Linked DNA regions of Mus musculus: all the other regions are linked to region 1. The links are chromatin loops, found by intact Hi-C in ENCODE. Cell type or tissue: heart. All regions are shown on one strand.

Region 1 (5,000 bases):
CAAACATCATCATCCCAGGCAGCAAGAAACTAGAGTCCCTGTGTAGATGAATGCTGCAGATGGATCTGTGGACAATTCCTGTCACAGACTTCCCGGCTGCCCATGTCTTCAGCATTCTGTGCCGTGGAAAAGTAACTGTCAAGGATAATAGGAACACAATTTGACCTACTTTCTCCTAGATTCTTGCAAAGTCTATAATTCTGGGTCTTGTGTTTATTTAGCCACCCTATCTTGAGGACACACTTCCTGCCTTTCTTTGTAAGCAATCCTATACACCACACATCAAGATTACTGTGTGGAGTGGATGGAGTTAGGGATTCTTATGGAAGAGTAGGGGAAAGGACTGAGGTCCCGAAGGGGTTAGGAACTCCACAGGAAGACCAAGAGAGTCAACTAGCCTGGATCCTTGAGGCTCTCAAGAGACTGAACCATCAGCCAGAGAACACACACAGGCTGGACCTAGGCCTCCCTACACATATGGAACAGATGTGCAACTTGGTCTTCACATGGGTCCCAAACAACTGGAGAGGGGGTTATCCCAAAAAGTGTTTCCAGTCTGTGGGCTATATTCTTCTAGCTGGACTGCCTTGTCTGGCCTCAGTGGGAGAGGACGTGCCTAGCTCTGCAGTCTTGATGTGCCAGGGTAGGGAAAAAAACCAGGGGAGCCCACCCACTCAGAGAAGGAGAGGGGCGAAGTGTTGTAGGAGGAGGTGACCGGAAGTGGGGGGGCAGTGAGCGGAATGTAACGTGAATTAAAAAACCATGATTACTGTGTGGGCAATTCTAAAACTTTCCTGGTGGCTGACTTAAAAATTATCTAATTGCATGAGAGAATCCTAAGAACAATCCTTTAAGGTAGCACCGAAGAAGAAAATACCTAGGAAAGGGAAAACACAGCCTGGAGAACAAGAACTGTAGCAATTCAGATCCTTGCCCATCTATAGGAAGCCACGACAGAACAAATGCTTCCTCAGCCCTTAGGTTTCCGCAAGCCAATAACATCACAGGAGCTGTGAGTCTCCAACTACTGTCTCCTTTCATGACATATAACTAAGACTTCTAGTCAAAAAAAAAAAAAATCACACCATTGTTACGATTTTTCAGTAAATACTACATAATAATCAAAAAATAATTTTTAAAAAAAGTATGAGTAGGATGTACCAAGGTATTCCCAAGCTCTGCTGAGTAGGAAGGAAGTCAGTGAGAGCTTACTGGGGCTTTCTTGAGTGGCTTGAGGATCACCAGGATGACAAGCAGGCCCTCCTTTTAACATAAAAAACATGTCTGGCCTGCTCAGGTCGTGAGATGCACTTACAACACAAGGAATGCTCCTTCACCAGGAAGTCATATCTGAACACACCATCAGAAAGTCGATATTTGAGATTCCCGGGGGTCCGACCCTCTCCCGCTCTAGGGGGCGTCCCGGAGTACTGAGTGCTCCCAGCGCTAGCAGCTCACCCAAGCTCTTCCAACTCCTAAGTCTCCCCCTCAGCAGTGGCGGCTGCCAGGGCAGTCCCGACGCCCAGACACTGCTGAGTCTTCCAAAACAAGCACGCACGTCGCAGGCCACCTGCAAACAGGACCTGCGGGAGGCCTAAGACTTTCTGTGAGACGGGGCTGGTTGACTCAGTCACCGGACACCTGCAGCTTCCCCACAGAAAGCAGCAAACAGCCCTTCTTCCTGCGATGCCCCGGCGCCCGGGTGCGCTCAGGTGCATCTAGGGGGAAGGGTGGCCGTCGCAGCCCGAGGGGCGCCCCCTAACCCCGACGTCCCAGGCCCCGCTCCAGCGGAGTCCCGCCACCTCCCCAACTTCCAGCCACGGCGTGGCGGGCCCGCGGGGCAGTCGAGGGCTCCACGTGCGCGCCCGGGCCACTCACCCGGGCGCCGGCGGCGCTCCGCTTCCTCCGCAGCGTGAGCCCGCTCCGCAGCAGCGCAGGCAGGTCCCTGAGGCGCGGCCGCAGAGACGCGGCGGGCGGCTCGCGCTCCGGCTCCCGGGCGCTCGGGCTGCGGCGCAGAGGGCCATCGGCCGGGGCCGCCGAGGCCAGGGCCGGACTCTCGCAAGGCGGCTGCATCTTGACAGAGCCCACCGCCATCCTGATGCCCTGACGGTTGCGGCGGCGCCCGCGGCTGCTCTCCTCCGCGCTCGCCTCCGCGCCTTCGCCAGGCAGCGAGAGGGCGCGACTGCGGCTCAGGCGCGGGACGCGCTGCCAGCCGCTGCCCATTGGCGCGCGCCCGGCTGGGAGCCTCGGCCCCGCGCACCGCCCCGGCCCCGCCCAGGTGCTCCCCGCCCCGCCCCGCCGCTCACCTCCGGACGGCTGAGACACTCCCACCGCCCGCGGAAGGGGCCCTGGAGCGGCGAGTGCTCTGAGCCTGCATAGGTGCGCCATTCCCAAAAACCTCCTCCCGGACCCATTCCCCCGAGTCTAAAAAGTCCCTTTGCTCCAGCCAGGAGTGGCCTGGACTGCGACCCAGAAGGCTCAGAGGTCTTCCTCCCTCCGGCGCTTAGCCTAGCCCCACAGCACAGTCGGTATCCTAGAAAATGTTCAGAATTGGTTTCTTGGGACAACATTGCCCACTCAGTGGTCGGTAGGCGCGCTCCTCATAAAAGGGGGAGCGGAGAAAACTAGTTGGGTTTGATGGGTGCTTAGTAAAATAGGTGCAAGTCTGGTGGCCCGAAGATGAATCTCTGTTGACATGTTGGAACCTGACCTCCCTGGAAGCCTTCTGTGTCTGGTGAATGTGCTTGGTAAACTGTAAAGGCTTAGCGCAGCATGAATCACTGCTTATACAATTCCAGGAGGTAGGAATTGTGGAGTGCTCAGTGGAAACCATTCCAGGAAGGCCTTCAACTCCAAGGGGTTGTGAATCTTCAACAAGGCCTTTAACCCCTCAGCACTAGGACGCTGAGACCCACTCTTTACCTATGACCGCCAAAGATCTGAAAAACCTTTAAAATGACAAGTAAGGATCCTTGACAAGGTTACTATCTCACACAGCAGATGTTTGGCCAAGTGCACACGGGAAATGTGGCCGAGTAGGGAGAGTGGAGATCTTGCCCTTAAGAAAAGGGAAATTCAGCCTGATGTAGATAAATACTAAGAGGAAATCAGGTAGTCCCTAAACTCTTGCTAATTATCAAGTGAATGTAAATACTAAAACCTCCTGGGAAGAGCAACCTAAGCCAGGCCAAGAAATTTACACAATGTCTTAAAGCTTAGAGCCCTTCAAGGAGATTTGAAATTGTGATTTCAAACTCTTAGGTGGCTCACATAGGGCCAGAGGGAGCCTTTGGACCTGGAGGCTATGTCCTGTTAGAGAAGGGTGATGTCATAATGAAGAAGTCGGGGGAAATAGAATTTGTGTTGTCCGCTTACTGCAGAAGACTTACATTTTGTCCCCTTAACCTATGTACATTTATTGAGAAGGAGTCAGTAATGAGCTCTATAGTCTGTTATGGTTTCCAAATGTCTGTGATGCAGATTTATCCAAGAATGAAACTCTACATCTGTATCTCTAACATCAGTCTCTTGATTTTTAGGTTAAAATGTGCCAGCTAAGGGGTTGGTACTTGGTTCCAAGGAGTTCCCAGGACACTCCTAGTTAACATTCTGATCTGTGGGGCCTTCTGCCAGTCATATCATCCCTGAGAAGTAACATTTGAATTATCTATGACTTCACTCCGCTACAGAAGAGATCGCATATGTTCTGTCTCCTAGTTGACATTCTCGGTCTTCACACATGTTCAAGCAGCTTTTTTTCCTTTGGCTTTTTGTTTGTTTTTGTTTTTGTTTTTGTTTTTGTTTTTTTTTTTTTTTTTGAGTCTCCTGTAGCCCAGGCCGACCTGAGCACCGTATGTAGCCGAGGATCACGTTGAACTTTTGGCACCCCTTCTTTGTCTTCCAAGTGCTAGGATTACAGGCTTGCACTGTAATCCTAGATTCACAGATTCACAGATTCACAGTTTTCAATATAAGATTTAGGAGTTTGAAACTTACACCATAGAGTCTATAGAATCGGCCATGCCATGTATCTAAGGCACAACATCAATAAGGACTTTTGAAAAGTCTATTTAGGTTAAAGTAATAAATAATAAAGGCCACACATACTTAGCATAAAAGTAAGCAGGTGGGAACCAGGAAGGTAGTTTGTCTGCTAAGGTGATTGATTGCCTTGCAAGTCCAAGGACCCAAGTTAGATCCTAAGAAACTATGTTCAAAACCAACCAAACAAACAAGCAAACAAGAATAAGGAAGCAGGGCATAATTAGTGTCACCTCTTTTGATCCCAGGGCTGGAGAGGTAAAGACAGGTAGACCCCTGGGGAATTGATGGCCAGCTAGCCTTATCTAAAGGGGTAAGCTCAGGCAAGTAGGAGACTCTATATTTAAAAACAACAACAACAACAAAAAAAAAAATCCAAGTATGAAAAGAACCTGAGAACTGGCAGCCAGGGTTGGCCTCCACATGCATGCACACACATAAGGATATTCACCTACACACGTGCATTTGCACACACACACACACACACACACGATATATCAGAAAGAGCAGGAATCTGTTAGTAGAAAATTCACACCACTCCTTTCAGACAAGCCCACCCCAGCACCCTCTCCTTGCCTTTTGCCCGGAGTACCACCCTTCTGTAATGCTATGCTACAGCGCTTGCATCCTGAAAGGAATATTCTAGGGATTTTTTTTTCCAGCCTTTTGAAACTTGTGGCTGCTGAGCACTTGAAATGTGGCAAGTGTGACTGAAGAACTAGGTTTTTAACTTTATTTAATTTAAATTATATAAATTTAGACAGCAGCATATGGCCACTGGCTATCCAATATGGCACATCCTAGAGATTTCTCTCGCCCAGACCATTCCATTTCTTACATTCAAATGTCACCATTTCAAGGAAGCATTTTATGACCGTGTGATATAAAACCACAGCCCTTCCCAAGCCTTTCACAGAGCTTGTTGCCTTCCAACATTCTACATAATCATTCTATATACT
Region 2 (5,000 bases), 84 kb after region 1:
AAAACAGAGTTCTTGCTAAATTAAGGAAGCTACGGGGCATACTTGGAAATGCTTGTAGAACACAGAATTTTTAACTGTGCCCAAACCACCGTGATATGCTACTCAAGGAAATAGTGACTGCCATTGTAGGAAAAAATTACAAATATGTCTAGATAAAAACAAAATAATTTAAGCACAAAATTCTCATGTCAGATTTTATATTAATTACACAATGGCTTGCCTTGAAACAAAATCAGTCATCAAAAAAGCAGGAATAGTCCTTCTACACACATACACACTAACATATCCTATAATACACTCAAATTATGTTGGAATAGTCCCTTCAGAATTACTTGCATTTTGGTGAAAATTAGTTGGAATATCTTAATTAATCAAAAGACAGAATACAAAAGACTTCAGACTGAATAAGTTTTTTTTTAACGAATTACAATTATAAAAAGCATACAGAAAACAAACTAAAATCACCTCTATCAATTCAATGGGAGAGATAGATGAATTTAACCGTGGGTACTGTAATGCCTTGATTTCCAGAAAGAATTTGGTGAGGGCCCTCTGTTTTAATTGAGTTGCTTTATATTCTGTGCTGAAAGGTAAGTATCATTGAAAGGGCCTGAAATCTCACACTGGACTTCAGGGAAGCATACACATGATAAATGGAAATCATTTGACAAGTTGTACCTCATAAAATGTGTATTGAATAAAGAGGCTCTGCTTGGAAACAAAAGACATGCCCTACAAAAATTTTTGGCAGAAGTTAGTGGCATGCTTCAATGTGAAAACATGAGAAATAAGAAAAGCCTTCAGGGCTCAGAACATAACAGCAGGATGACTGTTGTCGTCGCAGATCAGGGTTTAGTTTCCAACACCCCACAACCACTAATAACTCCAGGTCTAGTGGATCTGGCGCCCTCTTTTGGCCTCCATTGGCATTGCATGTAAGAGATTTACATACAGGTTCACATGCACAGAAATAATTTTTAAAAAATTAAAGCCTTTAGTCAGCCTTACTTACTCAGCGCTTATTAAACAATTCAGCACATGAAGAGAGAGTATGTCCTCAATTAAAAATATGTTGGCTCATAGAAAAGGATCAGTTTCAAATGTATTAATCGTAGAATGTGAATCCTGTAAATAGTTTTATGATACGGCAAGACAATGTAGAGTTTCCTCCAACTCATATTATTGTTGAAGCCATTTTAGGATTAACTAGAACTTGTTCTCCTTGATGGAGAATTCCGTGGAAAATTGCCCAACTATTCTATTCTAGGACCCCAAGATCAAGATGCCTCAGATAATTATCCTGGCTTCTGTTAAACTACCTGTTCCTGCAAACCTCCCCTTCCAGCTAACTGTTTATCTTAGCTTCTGTTAAGCTGCTCACTTGGGCAAAGCCACCCCCTGTAGCTGCAAGATAACAGGATGTGTGTTTTGGGGGTCCTGAATACCTAAGTAGTAGTCCCAGCCCACAGGAATAAGGACTTTCAATCGGCTAAGACTATTTCTGAGTGGTCTTCTCTGGTGAGCTCCCCGTAACACTCTTACTAGTTTTGTTATGCTCTAATTTATCCGGCCACAGCCCACCAGCTTAGCCACAGCCCACCAGCTTAGCCACAGCCCACCAGTTTAGCCACAGCCCATGAGCTTGTGCCACCATTGTTCATACTCTTTTCTCACAGCCTGAATTTTTCCTGAGAGCAGGATCTGCTATTCCTGATTTATGTGCAATTACTGTATGTGCAGGGCATTGCTTAACTATTGCAGTTCTATTAACTTCTAAATACCTCATTTCCTGGTAAGAAAAATGAGATGGGGAAGACCTGTGTGATTCAAGACAGTCCTGTGTTCTAGACTGCCTTAACCTTAGATGTGAGGCCAAGGAGCCTGACTTCAGAATTCTGTGTTCCTGACCCTCATCCTCAGGCGACTTTTCCTGGGTAAATGTCCTCAATTATGTTTTTTGAATGAATAAATAAAGATGAAGGGGTGAACAAACAGAAAGAAAGTAATAGTGCCAAGTCCAACCATGCGGGTGGAAAGGTGGCAGCAGAGAAAGTTGCTCCCAAACCCTTCTTTCCTGCCCCAGAGGTGATAGACTCTGAGTTGGAACCAGGATTTCCTAGGGACAAGTGACCTAAGCAAGCAGGCTTGTTTACACAGCACACAGCTGCCAATTCAAGGAGGCAAGAAAACAAAGGTGCTTTCCACACCCTGCTGATAAGGAGGCTTCCCTGGGGCTGTTTACTCTCTCAGAGGATAGGATGCTGCCCCTGCAGAGGCCTGGATGCTAACAGAAGGCCCTGCAGTTCAGGGAGGTGGCTAGGGCAGCAGCCTGGAGGCTCCCACCCAGTAACTACAGTGGGAGTAGAGGGCTGTAGTGCCTGAGGTCAACTGTACCTAGTGCTAGGTCTCAGGAGCTGGGGACAAATGACTGAGATTTCTATTAACATACCAAACACGATGGCCAGCTCTTCCAGCATGTCTCACTACCTGTAGCCCCTCCAAGCTCTTCCAATATAACACAGTACTTGTGGCCCCTCTCAACTCTCCCAGCATCCCTCAGTACCTGTAGTCCCTCCCAGCGAAGGCCTGTTTTGTACACTATAAAGTTTACCCTTGCGTTATTCAAATGCTGATTTCTCTGCCATCATATCTAGTTTCAATCCAGACTTGGCACTGTAATGCTTATATCAAGAATCTCCTGTCTCTCTATCAACCAACCAGACCTCCTAGAGCTCTCAGAGACTAAGCCATCAACCCAAGAGTACACATGGTTCCAGCTGCATATGTAGCAGAGGATGCCCTTGTCAGGCATCAATGGGAGGAAAGGTCCTTGATCCTATGAAGGCTCGAAAGATGCCCCAGTATAAGGGAATGATGACAGGGGGGTGGGAGTGGGTGGGTAGGTGGAAGGGAGGATGGGATGGGGGTTTCCAGGAGGGAGGAAACTGGGGAAGGGGATAACCTTTGAAATGTAAATAAAGAAAATATCCAATTTAAAAAAAAAGGCACACACACACAAAAAGAATCTCCTGTCTCAAGTTTGTATAAACTGTTCTTACCACTTATTCTTTTCCTCATCAATAAATGCTGACCACCCAATGGGTGGGCAGAAGAGAGAATAGAGTGGGATGTTCCACTAGCAAGAGGAAGGAAAGAGGGAGATTCAGATGGGTGAGAAAGATGGAGGAATTGGAGCCATGAAGAAGGGGTGAAAAGGTCAGCTCAAGAACTTTGGGAAGGTCATGAAACACTCACCCATCCAGAAGGGAGGGGCTACTTAGCATTTCTCAGACCACAGGTTGGGCCCTGGTAAGCTAAGGCTCCCCGGAGTCTTACAGGGGTCCAAGAGAAGCAAATCAATAATAATATACAGGTATTGTGGGAAGGGGCTGGGAGGTAGCCAGATTGGTAGACATTTAAGGCACATCATTTGACTGCTCAGATAATACGGTAAATAAAATTTATTTATTTTAAATAAATCTTGTTTCCCCTGGGACGTTACTGGGGATTAGCATGAGGTGAATAAATACAGCCCCCAGATTAATTCACCATTTACATTTATAATAAGAATAATTTATTTACATTCAAGCTTTCCCAGTATCTTTGGTACTTGTGGCTCCTCCCAACACTTCTCACCCCACTTCCTACCCTAAACCTCTCCCTCCCAGGGCCTGGGCTTCTGTTTCCCTTGCCCCAGCCTGATACCTACATAACTCAACTATTTTGGCCTGGGCCGGGCCACCTCTTACTGAGGTCCAGGTCCACTCTCTTTCTCTCCCTTTCTGCCTTTCTTCTCGTCGTCTGGTTTGGTCCCTTGGCCGTGTTCAGCCTGGACTCTTCTTCCCTCTGCCTGCTTTCTCCCTTTTATCTACAATAAATATCCCCATACTTTAGGAGTAGTCACATCCTCCTTTTACTCGTGATTTCATTCACCTATCTCATTCTCCGCACTGTGAGTCATGGCTGGGCAGGGCCCAGTGAAAACTGGCAATTAATGTCTTTGCTGATCTGGTTCTACCGTTACCCTACCTGTGTGCCCTTATTGTGCCTACTTTGGCACGGGGAGAAAAGGAGAGGGGGGGGGGTAAAATGAAATATGCAATCTCTTCTATTTTTAGGGAGGTGTCTTTGGGAATCACACCCACCCATCCTGAGGAAGCCCACAGACAAAATGTCCCATCAGCCTGGAGGCTGCCTTAGCAGACCGTGGCAACAGGAGACACAAGGACCCCAGGCAGAACAATAGGGTGGATTGTGCCTCTCACGGGAATTTTACTTCTGACTCTGAATAACAAGTTTTGATCTCAGGCTTGCTGCCAGCTAGCAAGCGAAACCCTTCCAAACGTAGGTTTCCCCCTGGAGACTTAAGAGTTTCACCTAGGAACTTGGTGTGGATGAGCTATGCTATGCACACAGTACGGCCATGTAAAAACGGTCAGGAAACTCACGGTCCTGAGCTATTAGACGAGAGCTGGGACATGACGACAGCTCCCACTAAGCCAGCAATTGTACAGCCTGCCCTGTAAGGTGTGCGTTTCCTGCGGGTTGGATGGGATCACGGTACAAGGGAGCCACAATGACGACTGTACTGGTCGAGCTTGAGACCCATGATCCAAAGCAGAGAGGAGAAAGGGGCCCTTGTTTCTGCTGCACAGGTTCATCTCAGACGCCTGGATGGTGGGGCTAACTAGTTTGAGAATATCTGGTCAGGGCTGAAGGAGTTTCTAAATCTTTCCATATTGTTTTCAAGTGCAGCAGCACAGGTTCTCTTGGGAAAACAGCAGAGTTGAGCCATACAAGGACAAAGACTCTTGTCTGCAAGATCGCATCGAACCCCATTGTGCTTTCAGGTCAGGCCACTGATATCTGAACTCTTCAAGCTGTGTCAACCCCTCTCTCATCTCGTCTCCTGGTGCCGTGTGAGGTGCTTGAAGGAGCCAGCGGCAAAGGAAACTATAAATGCCCTTCCTTGTCCCCTCCAGCTGGCGTCCCTCAGAGTC
Region 3 (5,000 bases), 110 kb after region 1:
GGTAGCTGGTCCTTGGTATATAAACACCTGGAGAACATGTCACACAACTGGAATTGAGATGTCACCCACAAAGCTAAGGCTAGAACAGAAAGCAGGGAGGTAGAGTAGGCACACGTGTGGACTGTCCCGTGGCCCTGGTGTGTCGCCTCCCGCTGGCTGAGCTGTCTGCATTCTCTCTGAAGCAGATTTGCTGGCATGACAGATGACACATGTCCACACAACTTCTGTTTTCCATTTTACCGGTAGAACACCACAGCTTGCAAGTGTTAGACTATTTGCCCATTTGTTTAGTAAATGTCTCTAATTTTGTGACCAGTAGAGTAAGAGAAAGCTGGGGACACCTGACAGGCCAGAAACGGTCTCTGGATTTCTTTTCTGCATCTTGAACACAGTTTCAAGTTTTCAATTTCGATCTAAAGGAATCACTTTAAAATATGTTGTGTTAGCAAAATGCCCCAGGTTCTGGTAGGTGACATGACAGCGTGACCTGAATAAAGATGTCTTTTCATTTTTTTCTCTCTTATCCTGAAAATGCCAGTTTCAACAACAACAAAAAAATGGCTAAATGTGACAAAAATTGTAAGTGACTTCTATGTGCCTTCTGGTTTGGGCACTCTCCACACATTTTTCTGCTGCTGTTGCTGCTAAGGAAGCAAGCCAGACTGTGTCACATTTCCCATGTTGGGCCCACATTCTTCAACTGCTGACCTCTGAACCCATACCATTTCTGTTCTTGATCCCTGAGGACCATCCTTCGGGTACTCACCCATTCCAAATGCAGCCCCACATCCTCTGAGCATCATGCTGCTTTGCAAAGTGCTTTTCATTCTGCGTTCATCTCTCGTGGCTTTGTTACTGTTCTTTTCTTGTTGATAGAGTCTCACTGTGCCATCTTTACTGGTCTTAGATGTATGATTCCCCTGCCTTTGCCTCCTGGGTACAGGTCTGGTTAATAGCAGCAGCAGTAGTAATAGTAGTAGTTGTTATTGTTTTCCCAACTTGATATAAGCTAGAGTTATCTGAGAAGAGAAACCTCAAAAGAGAAAATGCCTCCATCAGACTGGCCTATAGGCAAGCCTGTCAGAAATGCTCTTAATTAGTGATTGATGTAGGATGAACTAGCCCACTGTGGGCAGTGTCACTTCTGAGCTGGCTTTGTGAGTTGTATAAAAAAGCAAACTTAGCCAGTAAGCAACATCCCTCCATGGCTTCATCAGGTCCTGCCTCAGCTCTTCTTGTTGATGGGCTGACTATATCTAACCTGTAAGCCAAATAAATGCTCCCCCACCAGTCATGGTCTGCATCACAGCAACAAAAAGCAAATTAAGATGGTGCTGGTTGGATCTAGTGCTCTCAAATCTTGACTGAAAGCATATCATAAATATAACCAGGGTTGGGATTAGATGGCGGCAAATTCCATCTAAACTGTCTTCAGAGTCAGCATGCAAACTGGAAGATTGCAGATTACCACCATGACAGCACAAATCGATCCAAGAAGTAGTGTTTATACCGTTCTGGCTACAGTTGTTTTTTTTGGGAAGTTTATGAACTATTCGCTAGGGAATAAGGACTATGGACATAGAAGAGAATCCTGCATGGCATCCTCAGGCTGGCAGTGAGATTAGTTAAGAATGGCTTAGCCACTACACCAGAGAGATTTTTCTGTGGGGCCTCATCTTTGGAGTTGCAGGATGAATCATAACCACTGTCAAGACTGCATGTTATCAACTGATAGATAACATGAGCAGGGTGGGATTTCACTGGCTGATAGCATGAGCATTGTGGGATCTCACTGGCTGCTAACATGAGCATAGTGGGATCTCACTGGTGGACAAGGATGGTAGGGGCGCTGTTCTTCAGTACAGCTAAGGAGAGGTTACTGCTAGGATGAGTTTGCAAAGTTGTAAGGGGGGGCATGCTCTGGAGCCAAGGCAGGTTCTATCTGCTCTCTACCTGGGCCACCAATCCCAGGGCCACCCAGAAACTGAAGAGCCTCTTCCCCCAGCAGTGGCCCTCTAGTGCCCTCTACTGGAACCAGAGTATTACTTCTGCTCACTTGTTTTCTTCCTAACTACTGTATGTATCCATATATTATAAATAAAATACAAAGGTTTAGAGAGAGAGAGAGAGAGAGAGAGAGAGAGAGAGAGAGAGAGAGAGAGAGAGAGAGAGAGTCATTGTGTAGCCCCCAGAGGCCCTAAAACTTGCTGTGTATCTATACCAAGCTGGCCTTGAATACGTGGCAATCCTCCTGCCCATGCCCCTTGACAATGACAACTTGGATTATAGGTGTGTGCCGTCATGTCTGGCCAATACATTTTCTTGTTCACTTTAAAGGAGGAATCTTTAGAAGAACCATGCTCCTTATTCAGAGCCTATATAGAAAGATGTATCTGGACCTGGGAGGCAGCACACTGGCAAATGCCATAGAGGGCTAGCTTGCTAATGGCAACTGGCCAGGGAGACCACCTTCTTTCTTGGCTCTGATAGTTCCACAACACTGAATGCCCAGCTATGGGGAAGTTTATACCTCTGCCCTGGATTTCAAGGACTTATTTACTATCCAACATAGGTGTTAATATGGGCACTGGTAGCCTTGAAGGAGGTAGCCTTGAAGGAGGTCATGTCAGTTTCCAGTTCAGTTTCATTGTGTTCTGTTGTGGGAGTGCTGGTGATTGAAGCTAGGGCCTCACACGTGTATGGCAAGTACCAGCCTTATCCCTCACTCTCAGAGCTACAGGTCCCCCTCCCTGTCCCCCACCCCCTCCCCCGCCCCCAGCAGTCTTGAGATGAGGATGCTCTGTGCTCTGATTCCCAGTACCTAAGTGAATTCTCAGGGACAGCACTCCTCTAGCTTTTAACTGGTCTTGCCAGCTCTGTGTCTTTGTTCATTATTCTGAAGGTTCAGCCCTCATGCTCTGCTCCCCACTGTGAGAGCAGCAGGATCTGCTACAGGCTCTCCTGCAGGCTCCTCGATAGCCTATCTGCTGTAGGCTCTCTGATGCCAGCTCTGATGCAGGAGTAGTCTATTTTTCTTTTCTTTTTCTTTTTTGTTTTGTTTTTTTTTTTTGTTTGTTTTTTTGTTTTTTTGAGAAAGGGTTTCTCTGTGTAGTCCTGGAACTCACTCTGTAGACCAGGCTGACCTCGAACTCAGAAATATGCCTGCCTCTGCCTCCTGAGTGCTGGGATTAAAGGCGTGTGCCACCACACCCGGCATATTTTTCTTGTTAGGACAATCGGTTATTGTGAGAGCGCATATTCTCAAACTGGAAGACCCTTTCTTGCAATAGTGAGTTAAATCCTGTCTTAAGTGTTGGGATCTTAATCTTCTCGGCTGTTAAATGGGGTTATAATCACCTGCTCCTGGGGCTACAGAAGCATTCACTAAATGAAATGATCTGAGTACAGTGTTGGACCGTACCAGATGCATGTTAAACATTAGGTACCAGTTACCGTGACTGTGCTGCGTTGGTGGCCGAAGCGAACTACGAGCTAAGTGGTTGCCTTCCTCACAATGGTAACCTGTTTGGAACCATTTACATCTGCTACCATTACTTTATAAATGACATTTCTAAGTGTCATTTATTAATGGCTTAAAGGAGAAATGAGTGAGTCTAGGATTTCTTTCACTCCGCCTGGATTTTCTCCTGGAGCAGAGAATTCATGAGGGTTTGCTTATGATCTTTCTCCTTTCTCTTTAATTCAGTGGATGATGGTGTTCATTACCCACTTGAGGTAGCATTAGAATAAATTAATATTAAAATATTTAAATGTAGAGCACTGCATTAGAAGCGCTATTAGGAAGATTTATCACCTGCAGTGAGAACTCAGTGCTCCATTAGCTCCAGAACCTCCCCAGGAAGTTTGGAGACCCCAGTTCAGATCATTACCTCAGTCCCGCTTCCCCTTTCTGTCCCCAGACTGCTGTCTGGACATCTGTTCTTGGGCTTACTGAGGGTCTGCTCTGCTAACTCATGTGTCAGATCAGACACCTGCGTTCAGCTGTGTGCTCTTTGGTATTATTAGCCGGTGAGCCGTGTCAATGAGCCGTTCAGGTACTACGGCCTGAGCTGAACTGTGCCCTCTTCTAAACTCACACGGTAGTGTCCTAACTCCCAGTACCACAGAGGCTGCTGTGTTTGAAGATAAGGACCTAGGCAGTGGCAGCTATGTTAAAAATTAACCCATTGTAGTGGACTCTAATCCAATTTTATAAGTATGACTGGCATACTTATAAGAAGCAGAAATTGAAGTACAGAGATAAGAGTGTGTGAGCAGATGAGTGTCAAAGAGGCAGCAAGATGGCAGCCTTCTGCAAACTGGCCACAGACCCTTCCCACGGGGCTTTTGGAGGAAACCAACCCTACCTATACCCTGATCTTGGACTTCCTAAAGTAATCTGTTATTCTGAAACAAATCCTAGTTTGGCATTTGTTGCAGCCACTTTAGCAAATGGATACTGTTAGCAAAGCAGAGACATCAAAAACCTCGGTTACTGGAAACACATGATGTATTCCAGAAGCAAAACAACTGTGAGCTATGTTTCCAACTGAGGGCAGAGCCATGGAGGGATTGGAAGTACACACTCGGGACATACACAGCCTGACCCAGACCCTGCACTTGCTGGCAATGAGATCCTGAGCAACTTGCCGTGGTGTCCTGAGCAAGAACATGCTGGAACAGCACCTCCCTCACAGAGCAGCTGCAAGAACCATAAACTCTAAGGTGAATGCAGGGGAAGTTTGTATTCCTGGGACATGGTAAAATGTGGTGGGAGAAGCTGCGGTTACCTGAGCTCTGAAAAGGACTAGAGAGGGGATATAATTACAGGTTCTTCCAATCAATTAAGCTCTTGCCAGCATTCCAGAAGACTCCTGATTTTATGAGATATTTTCCTTTAGTTCAGACTTGCCCCATGCCCATTTTATCCAACGTGGTCATGATCCATTCTTAAGTAGGAAGCTCCAAGGAACTCAACAGTTCTTGGGAAACTATCAAGG
Region 4 (5,000 bases), 69 kb after region 1:
AAGTCTACATTTAGAAGGCTCAATCGGTGTGGCTCAGGGAACAAGAGCAAGAGCTGCGCACCAGCCATGCGCAACAAGCTAAACACAAGGTGATGACGGCTGAGCTGCGCGCTAGCCTGGTTGACTTCACCGCGAAGACATGCAGGGATGAGTTTGGCGTGGTTGTCTGGTAGAACTGAGTTGGCCTTTCCGAGATGAGGAGGTTGGGAAGGGAGGGAGGAACAGACAGGTGTCTGAGCTTATATATGGGCACTGTCATGTGGCAACATCACAGACCTAGCTGGAGAGCGTTGATAGGATAACATTTATTTAAACCCTTAAAAGGTTCACTTTAGAGTACAAAACAAGTAAACAAACAAACAAACAAACAAACAAACAAAAAACAACCGGGAGATAAGCATTCAGCATTGTTGAAAGTAAAAGTGCTTACAGCCATGTAAAAGTGACTTGAGTGCCACCCCCAAGATCCAAATAGTTAGATTTAGGATAAAACTGACTCCCTCAAGTTGTCTCCTGGCCACCGCAAGCAGCATGTGCAGCCGTGCACACACACACACACACACACACACACACACACACACACACACACACACACATGAATTAAAAATGATAAAATAGGGCCTAGAGAGATGGTTGAGGGGTTAATAGCACTGGCTGCTCTTTCCTAGGACCCAGCACCAGAATATTGGCATTTTCGGCACCAGGCATACATGTAGCATACCCACAGACATACTGGCAAAATATCCATATGGACACACAAAATAGTAATTTAAAAAATAAAAACTTAAGAACATTTAGAGACAAAGGAAAAAGAAGAAAGTTAATGGAAGCAAATCAAAAGCAGGATTTAAAGAATAATAATAATGGAGTGAATGAAGAGATACCTCTAAGACAGCTGACAACGCTGATGTTGGTCCTTTGGGAGGAAGAAAATCAACTGCTGATGTGAACAAAGGTCTGGAAAGATGGCTTTAAGTAACAAGGAAAGTAAAAGCACAAGTGGGTAAACATTAGAAAGGAAAAGACAGGCGAGAATGAGGTTAGGGAGTCGTGGGTACTGTTGCTGATCTACTTACAGCCAGGCAAGTTCAGAGGTATTTACTTCTGAGTGCTAAAGAGACTGAGCCAGGCAGGCTGCAGCCAAGACGTCTGCAGAAGCTACAGGCGTGGTTGAAGTGCTGATGTGGCTCTCCAGGACTATCTGGAACTGAGATGAGAGAGTCGTCAACAAAGTCGGGTGAGCCACGGATACTCCTGACTTCAACAGGAACATGTGGTTCAGGAACATGTGGGAGACTATTTCTGTGGCTTACCCCATTATCCTGTGCCAAGAAGTTTTGAGGAAAAAAAAAAAAAGAAAAGTTAAAAAAAAATTAACTTCTCAAATCCAATCTGAGGATGGGTACTTTTTATTTCTCTTTCTGTCTTTAGGTTTGTTTGCTTGCTTTTGAGACAGGATCTCATTACATAGCTCAGGCTAGCTTCAAACTCAAAATCCTCTTACATGTGCCTCCAGAGTACTCTTATTACAGGCATGTAACACTGTGTCCTGCTTTAACTCTATTCTTATAACTTTACAAATGAATTCACTCAGTAGTTCTGGGTCCTGTCTTCCCACAAAGAAAGTATTTGTAGGTTTTAGCGAAGACCCAGGAACACCCCAACTAATTTCTTAAGTGTATTAAAATGAAGCAAGAATTGCACCAGAGATTATAAAAAAAATCTCATGAGCATGAGAAAAATCTCATGAGCATAAACACACAATAAGCCTAAAAAACACAGCCAGTATATAACCAAATTGATTAGTATATATAAATTAATGAGCTGTAACTGGAGAGATAACTCAGTAGTTAAGAGCGCTTGCAATCCTTGGAGAAGACCCAGATTCAGTTCCTAGCATTCACACGTGCTCCACGACCATCCATAACTCCAGTTCCAGGGGATCCAGTGACCCCTTGTGGCCTCTGTAGGCACCAGGCACATAAAACACTAATACATAGATAATTTAAACAAGCAAACACATGTGAGCTGAGTGGAGATGCATAGCTTAGATGGCAGATTCAAGGTTTGTCCTTATATTCTTGGCTTATGTGGGCTACCCCATAAAATTAATACAGACAAGGATAGACCAGTTGTAGAAAATCCTCTAAAGCCATTCATTATACTAAATGTATATGTAGACTTCCTGGTGCATAGGAAATTCCATTTTAGCATATCAAATTTGCCAAAAAGAATTTTTAAAAAAACTGATGATATCAAAATTAAGTAAGACTGTGTAAGAATGCTGTGCTCCGCTGGGTGTGGTGGCGCACACCTTTAATCCCAGCACTTGGGAGGCAGAGGCAGGTGGATTTCTGAGTTCGAGGGCAGCCTGGTACACAGAGTGAGTTCCAGGACAGCCAGGGCTATACAGAGAAACCCTGTCTCAAAAAACCAAAAAAAAAAAAAAAAAAAAAAAAGAATGCTGTGCTCTAATTCTAACCCTCTGCACAGGGTGCTACAGTGGGACTTCCATCTTGGAGGTTTTCTTGCCCATGAACAGCAAATATAGAAGTGCTCACATAGATACAATTTTTTACTGACAAGAGCCATCTCACCAATGTCTACCACAATGAAACACTTTAGGAAATGTGGTAACATGTTTTGGTTAAAAAAAATGAGTAAATGAAAGTTACGTAGATCAACACAAACAGAAACTCAAACTGCATATTTCAGAAGAATGTAGAGTCTACATTGTAGATACCATCTGCTTGTAAATCTAAACATAGCATTAAGAATGTGCCTGGTAGAACTCAGAGACCCCCACATGGGTCAGATTTAATCTAGAGTAATGCAGGTCTGGGCAGCTACTGCTGCAACAAAACCATATAAAATAACAAAGGAAGGATAATAAGAAAATGAATTCAGCTATGGATTTGCTTGAGGGCAATGGGATGAAGAATGTCTTAGTCGCTGCTCTACTGCTGTGAAGAGAACCATGGCTACTGCAAGTTATAGGAAAAAAAAGCATTTAATTGGGGCCTTGCTTACAGCTTCAGAGGGCCAGTTCATGGCTATGATGGCAGGGATCCTGGTGCTGAGAGCTTTACAACCTGATTCACAGGCAGCAGACACACACACACACACACACACACACACACACACAGAGAAAGAGAGAGAGAGAGAGACAGACAGACAGACAGACAGACAGACAGACACAGAGAGAGAGACAGAGAGAGAGAGAGAGAGAGACAGAGACAGAGACAGAGACAGAGACAGAGAAACAGAGACACGGAAACAGAGAGAGCAGCAACGGAAAGACTGGAGCAGGTTTGGGGTATGAATCCTCAAAGCCCATTCCCAGTGACACATTTACTTCAACAAGGCCTATACTTCCTAATTCTTCCCAAACCATTCCACTAACTAGGGACCAAGCATTCAAATATGTGAGCCTATGTGGACCACCCTCATTCAAACCACCACAAAGGGCCAGCTCGGTGAAGTCTTCAACAGTTCCTGTTGCACGCTGCTCCCTAAGCTCACTATAGTTCTGTGGGCATTTGTTACATTATTACATGTGTTTCTTAGTTTATTCTCTGCTGTTGTGATAAACACCATGACCCAAAGCAGTAGGGAAGGAAAAGTCTTAGTTCATCTTACAGCTTACAGTCCTTCATGAAGCGGAGGCAGGGCAGGAACTGAAGCAGAGACCATGGGGGAGCGCTGCTTACTTTGCAAGGAAATTTTGATGGCTATCCTCGAAGCTTTCTTATGAGGACTATCACATTGAAGCCCCTTCCCTCAGTGTATAAGAAGAGTAAACCACAAGGTCTGGTCCCTGGAGGGCATGACTAGGGGTCAGTCCATGGAGGGTGTGACCCAGTGCCTACAAAGGTGGTACTGTCTCAAGTTTCACTCTTCACCTCCTGAACCTCATCTCTCCACTGGCCATAAGGTCTGTGGTGTGGGGGTGTCCCAAACACCAACTTCATTTCCTCTTCCTCCTCCCCCTCCTCCTCCTCCTCCTCCTCCTCCTCCTCCCCCTCCCCCTCCTTCTCCTCCTCCTCCTCCTCCTCCTCCTCCTCCTCCTCCTCCTCCTCCTCTTTCTCCTCCTCTTCCAATAACACTTTAGTGAGACTTTTATGTCCTTTCAATTTTTTTTTAAAAGGACCCAGACACACCTACAATTCTTAATTCTCCTGCCTCCAGGTCCTGAGTGAAGGGATTGCAAATGTGCATTCAGTTGTGAGAGGTTTTGGTTTTTTTGTCTTTGTTTTTAATAATAAGGTGGGTGAATCAAATGAATGCATCTTGTCTTGCATTTAAGGTTCAGCCCATGACACCCTCATCTCCCTCCACTATTGGGAGAAATAATTTTCTCCTGGGATGTGGTGACCATGAAGTGAGAAGGTGTGTATAGACTGCATCGGTGAGTGTCAGATACAGTACTTGGTAAACTCGACTGTGTTGCTGCTATGTCTTCTTACTAATTCCAACACTGTCTGGAGATTAAGGAGAATTGTTAAAAATCTGAACAAAGGAGAGATACTGTTAATGGATCTTTTCTGTTGTCGGACCTTTGTCTCCCTTCTGAGACATTATCCAGGTATTTGTTGAAAGCAAACCAAATACTTCATCCTGAGCCATGGCTTCCTCTAACTGAAACCTGGTCAAGTCCCTAGGCTTCTCCTCAGGCACCATGGGTAAAGTTGAAGATGCCGAACCTCAGTGTCACCTCCACATGTACCCTCAGGGAACACAGAGCAGCTGCACTGCGTCTCCAAGAATGTGATTGTCCCACCCACAGCTGTCTGTATACCCTGCCCTGATTCTTCCTTGGGTATCAGGTAGACGCTGACTCAGTCTTTCTCATCTTCTGTTGACTGGCGTCTTCTCAGTCTCACCTGTCCCATTTAGGGCTCTAACACTGTGACTAAAAGCAACTTGTGGAGGAAAGGGTTTGTTTTACCTGATAGCTTGTATATGATAATCCAGGGAAGTCACAGCAGGAACTCAAGACT
Region 5 (5,000 bases), 76 kb after region 1:
TCTGAATGGGATCTCCCCTTGGAGAACAAGCACGCTGGAAAAGGAGGCATGGTGCTCTTGTCTCACCTCTGCTATCCTCTGTGTCTAAGGCTGTCTCTTCAGACTGCATTACCTTTCAGCCCTTGCTCTCTGGCTTCTAGTTGATTGGATCATGGGAACACCAGCAGGTGGAGGTGCCTTGTTATATGGTTCTCACAGTGGTTGCATTACTCTACAACTCCTACTGTCTGACTTCATACCCTTCCAACTCTCTTGCCAGGCTCCATTTACCTCTTCCTTGTCTATCCTTACAGGTTCAGAAGCTATAATGCCTCCCTCATGCCAGCCCCTCTGTACACCGTGATTCCTGCTTGGCCTTCACCATTGTCTGAATCCTCACTCCACAAAGGTAGCATTTGGTGAAGGGGCCTTGGAAGATGGTCAGATCATGGAGGGCAGAGGCACCATGCATGAGATTAGTATGTTCATTTAAAAAATATAATCAAATAACAACAAACTAAGTGAACCCTGCGCCTTTTTTCATGCACAGTCAGAACGAGAAGTTAGCTATCTATGAATAATCAGACCATCACCAGACACTGAATCTGCTGGTGACCTGGTTTCAGATGTCCAGCCTCCAGAACAGTGAGGAAAAGGTTCCTGTTGACTGTGTAAGTGGTCGTGTGTATAACATTCGGTTACAGTAGCCTACATGGAGCAAGTGCCTCTCCCTGCCACTCCTCTGTAATAAACGCTTTGCTGTTTGTTACTTAGCTCTGTCCTGCATGTGCCCATGGACTCCTCCCTGGACCTTGACTTTACAACCTGTGTGAAAGTTGGGGACTGTTACCAAGAGGAATAAAGAGTAGACAGGAGGCATCAAAACTGGCGAGTGCCCATTATCACCCACTGTTATCTTTTTCCCTCTTCCCTGACTCACCCTTGGAAAAAGAAGACACATTTTCTAATAGTTTCCCATGCTAGCTTAGTATTCTACATAGGTTATATACACTAACAATGATTTTTAAAGCACGCACATTAGGAGTCTTATCTCTTACAGTAATTTCCTGAGAGAGCAAAGGTCTTCACCAGCTCATCTTCAGAGGATCAAATGCCAGCCGAGCCTTGCAGATCTGCTACCAGAAAACACTGAACACTGCCAATGATCCCTTGGAAAACAGAAGACACGAAGTAGGGAAAAGTAAACAGATGGAATCTCAGAACAGACAGGAGCTGGAATGAGTTGCCACGAAAATCTCCAGGTGAGACGAACAGACATGGCTTCCACGGGATCCCTCTTAGTATCAACAGAGAGAGGCAGAGTTGGTTTTGTTTTGTGCTCTCAAAAAAAAATACAAGGACAGGTGGAGCCAATTCAATTTTAAGGAAGAGAGATTTGTATGGGAAGCAGGGCATACATCACAAGAATTTGGGGCTACTGCACAAAATTCCTTCTGGGTAGAAAAGATTGCAGAGCATACAGAGAATTAGGGAGAATCTGCTAGAAGAAGTGAAGAGAAAGACTGAGGGCTGAGGAGAAATTCCATTCCAAAACATTACTCCCTCCTACCTCTTCAGGAAAGAGTTAGCCCTCAGGACTGGTTGAGCTGGTTGTCAACCAAGATTAATTGGAGAAGAGAAGCCATTGGGTTTTGTCATGATAAATGTGTTTGTCTACAGTGTGTGATAGAGAGGCAACCAGCAGGGATGGTCACCACCTTTGGCTAAATTCTTTCTCTTCTCACCAACTGTGCCACGGAACCTTACAGGGTGGGCATTGGAGCACACATCCATCTACATGCCCTGTCCTGGCAGCTGGGGAAGGATGTGTGGATCCACACAGCAGCTCACAGCTGGCATTTGTCTCACAGCAGCTGTTCAAACCACGGAAGAAGAAGCAGGAGGGTCGTCCTCCACCAGAACAAAAGGCCAAGGAGGCAGATATTTTTATCAAAGGGATTCGGCTTCCTGAATGATCTCATTCCAAAGATCTGCAGAATTCAGATAACCACTCCAGAGGTCTGGCAGACAGCCTGCCACGAAGAGGAAAGGAGGGAAGGGACGACGGGAAGCTGCCTTTCCACAAGTCTGCATCTTCCTTAGGCCGAGGGACAGGACACCTGCAGCCAGAGGAAGTTTTGATGTCCCAGGCAGGTTCCTGCCAATTGCATACAAAAGTCAAGGGCCGGTCTCATCCCCTCCAAAGCCAGGTCCACCTATCCCACATGGACCCCATGAGGGCTTTCCCTCTGTGTCCTCACCAAAGCTCTCCACATTCCCAGTCAGAGGGATGTATAGGCCATCCATAAGCTTTTGCTTCCTCCCTGTTTTGAGGAAGTGTAGTATCCAGGATAGTAAGGATGAGCAACAAGTATTGGTAGATCTCAGAATATGATTATAATATAAATGGGGGAGCAATAAAGAAATTAAAGGAGGCGTCTATGGATTTTTGCAGTTTGAGGCCCTCTCTAAATTAGACAAAGTTCCAAGCCTCAGAATTCCCTCTCCTGGAAGAGCCTACAGGCACGTTAGACATCACAGAAACTAAGGAAAAATGCTCCTTTGGTTAAGTGTTGTGAGGAAAGTTTGACCTTGCAAATCTTGCTAATACTACAGTGAATAATAAGTCAGTTGAGAGAAAAAGACATCTCTCAAAAATTTCATTATAGATTTTGGTAATTGATTTAATATCTGCTGTCCAACAGGATTTTGAGCAATAATGGAAAATTCAGTCTGGGGGCCTGGTTCTGTGGGTGAGGAATTCACTTTTAAATATTTCTACTTTCAGTTCACCAGAGACTGACAGTTTCAGGCTTCTCATGTAGATGTGGCCGGATCTCCCAACACTGGGAATTTAATCAACTAAGGTTAAGACTGTAATATACCCGTGGGAATGGCCAATCAGTCTTAAAGAAAGAACTCCTACCTGCCCACTGGACCCATTCAGCCCTGAATGTCTGTAAGAAAATGAGGCTCTTACATGCAGCAGGAGGAGAGACAGGAAGTGCAGCTATATTGTAAGAAGAAGCAGCTATAAACCAGGAGCAGCAAGCCATTGAAAAACAGTGAGTGAGGGGATAGAGAGGGGGGAGAGAGTGAGTGCGGGGAATAGAGGGGGGAGAGTTAGTGAGGGGATGGGGGCCCACTAGCTAAGGAAGCAGCTGAATATCAAAAGGGAACATTAAAGCAGTTTCAAAGTTAATTCCTAATTTTAAACATTTGAGAAAAGAGAAAATCTATTAAGTCCAATCCAAAATCTATCACCTTTCCACCCATAAATCTTTCCCAAACTGTTTCACAAATGCTCAGCACCGAGCAGCAGTTCTAAACCTGTGGATCACAGCCCCTTTGGCAAAGCTCTATTTCCAAAAAATATCCCCATTAAGATTCGCAACAGTAGCAGAATTACAGTTATGAAGTAGCAATGAAGTTAATCTTATGGTTGGGGGTCACCACAACATGAGGGACTGTATTAAAGGGTCACAGCATTAGGAAGGTTGGGAACCACCGAATTAGACGACATCAAGCAATTCGGAACGATATTGTTCTGTGATGAAGCTTAAGGCTTTACTTTATGGCCCAGAGGCACCATGCAAGACAATGAAAACCTTGTGGGAGACAACAAGCAGTCAAACAGTCAAATTACATGCCCTAGCCACACAGAAAAGCTATGCGGGGCAAAGGGCAGGGAAATGAGGCTATGTAGGCTGCACTCACCAGGGAGGCTTCAGTGGGGAACCAGGTATTCTGTAATCCTCAGGGCAGATTAGCCTGGCCTCTAGCCATGTCTAGCAGCATCCTTCATCCACTGTTTCAAAGAGGATTAAATCACCTGTACAAAAGACTTATGTGTCTGCTGTGAGCATTATTTTTTCATTGTTTATTGGTTATTTTATTTATTTACGTTTCAAATATTGTCCCCCTTCCCAGTTTCCCCTCCACACACCCTCTATCCCCTCCCCTCTCCCCCTGCTTCTATGAGAGTGCTCCCCCACCCATCCATCCAGTCCTGCCTCACACAGGACCAAGGGGTTCCCCTCCTGATAAGGCCATCCTCTGCTACATATCCAGCTGGAGCCATGTGTACCCTTTGATTGGTGGTTTAGTCCCTGGGAGCTCTGGGGGGAAGGGAGGGTTCTGGTTGGTTGATATTGTTGTTCTTCCTATGGGATTGCAAACCCCTTCAGCTCCTTCAGTCTTTGCCCTGAGTTCTCCATTGGGATCCCTTAATACTTTCATATTTTTTTAAAAAGTGACTTTATTGGGGTGTAATGGTATACAAAATGTGATGCGTGTTTAGTACATGCAGCTTGGTGAGTTTAGAGGTGACTATGCATCTGTGGGGGCTTCGCCGGAATCTATGCCACAGATACACTCATTACCCCCAGAAGGCTTCTCCCCCTCATTTTCTGCATGTGAAAAACAGCTAGAGTGAGCTGCTTTTTAGAATCTTGTAAGTCATGCAGTAGATGTCTGGGGCTTGTTCAAGGGCTGGCATGAGGAAAGACTGTTAATATCTTTAGCCAATACCTCCTCATTCCCTCTCTCCCAGCCTCTGGCAACTGGCACTGAATTCTCTGTTCCCGGGTGTGACTGTTTTAGATTCTTCAAATCTGTGAGAACATACGGTATTTGTCTTTCTGTGACTGGCTTATCTCACTCAGCATAACGTCCTCTAGGTTCACCCGTGTTGTCGTGGACTGCAGGACTGCCTTCTTTTGTAGGGAGCTATAGAAGTGTACTCTATGTACATAGTGTGTTCTCCATGCCTATGTATGCGTTGATGGGCATTCTGCATCCTGGCTATCATACAACATACTGTAACATGGAAGCACAGACATCTCTTGGACATACTGAGTTCTAGTGTATTATATATACACTTAGAAGTGGACTTGCTAGATTGATCATATGATAGTTCTATTTATAATTTGGAGAAAAATACGTACTCTTTTCCATAATTGCTGTACTAATCCACGTACCTGCCACCAACATAGTTCAAAGGCTGCTCTTTTCTACACCCC

What was found. Peaks named below come from ENCODE experiments on the same cell type or tissue, not always from the same donor. Only the 100,000 strongest peaks of a DNase experiment are listed, where the experiment ranks them.
Region 2: a loop joins it to region 1, with 4 times the contacts of the local background. A loop is called at or near these places in 9 of 42 quality-filtered maps.
Region 3: a loop joins it to region 1, with 3 times the contacts of the local background. A loop is called at or near these places in 11 of 42 quality-filtered maps.
Region 4: it touches region 1 in a loop (2.1-fold over the local background); 3 of 42 quality-filtered maps call a loop at or near these places.
Region 5: it touches region 1 in a loop (4-fold over the local background); 5 of 42 quality-filtered maps call a loop at or near these places.

The regions. Positions count from the first base shown.
Region 1 is chr12:117,531,112-117,536,111 of GRCm38, reverse strand. It overlaps Rapgef5 (Rap guanine nucleotide exchange factor (GEF) 5), which reads right to left and starts at 2,184. Exons shown (of 26, transcript NM_001373989.1): 1 at 1,879-2,184. The coding sequence starts at 2,094. In heart, CTCF peaks have their summits at 1,398 and 2,139; DNase peaks (open chromatin) are centred at 1,571, 1,771 and 2,141; H3K4me3 peaks cover 1,670 bases; H3K27ac peaks cover 1,417 bases; H3K27me3 peaks cover 696 bases.
Region 2 is chr12:117,447,550-117,452,549 of GRCm38, reverse strand. No RefSeq gene overlaps it. Among named protein-coding and RNA genes, the nearest start is that of Gm31482, 16 kb to the left of the region's middle. In heart, a CTCF peak has its summit at 915 (motif pointing left); DNase peaks (open chromatin) are centred at 2,169, 4,229, 4,519 and 4,979; H3K4me3 peaks cover 259 bases; H3K27ac peaks cover 679 bases.
Region 3 is chr12:117,424,583-117,429,582 of GRCm38, reverse strand. No RefSeq gene overlaps it. Among named protein-coding and RNA genes, the nearest start is that of Gm31482, 39 kb to the left of the region's middle. In heart, a CTCF peak has its summit at 2,020 (motif pointing left); a DNase peak (open chromatin) is centred at 1,982.
Region 4 is chr12:117,462,375-117,467,374 of GRCm38, reverse strand. Gm31482 (a long non-coding RNA gene) reads right to left here and starts at 1,251. Exons shown (of 3, transcript XR_382010.2): 1 at 1,077-1,251. In heart, a CTCF peak has its summit at 1,960 (motif pointing left); no DNase peak of the experiment used is centred here.
Region 5 is chr12:117,455,489-117,460,488 of GRCm38, reverse strand. No RefSeq gene overlaps it. Among named protein-coding and RNA genes, the nearest start is that of Gm31482, 8.1 kb to the left of the region's middle. In heart, no CTCF peak of the experiment used is centred here; a DNase peak (open chromatin) is centred at 2,018; H3K27ac peaks cover 635 bases.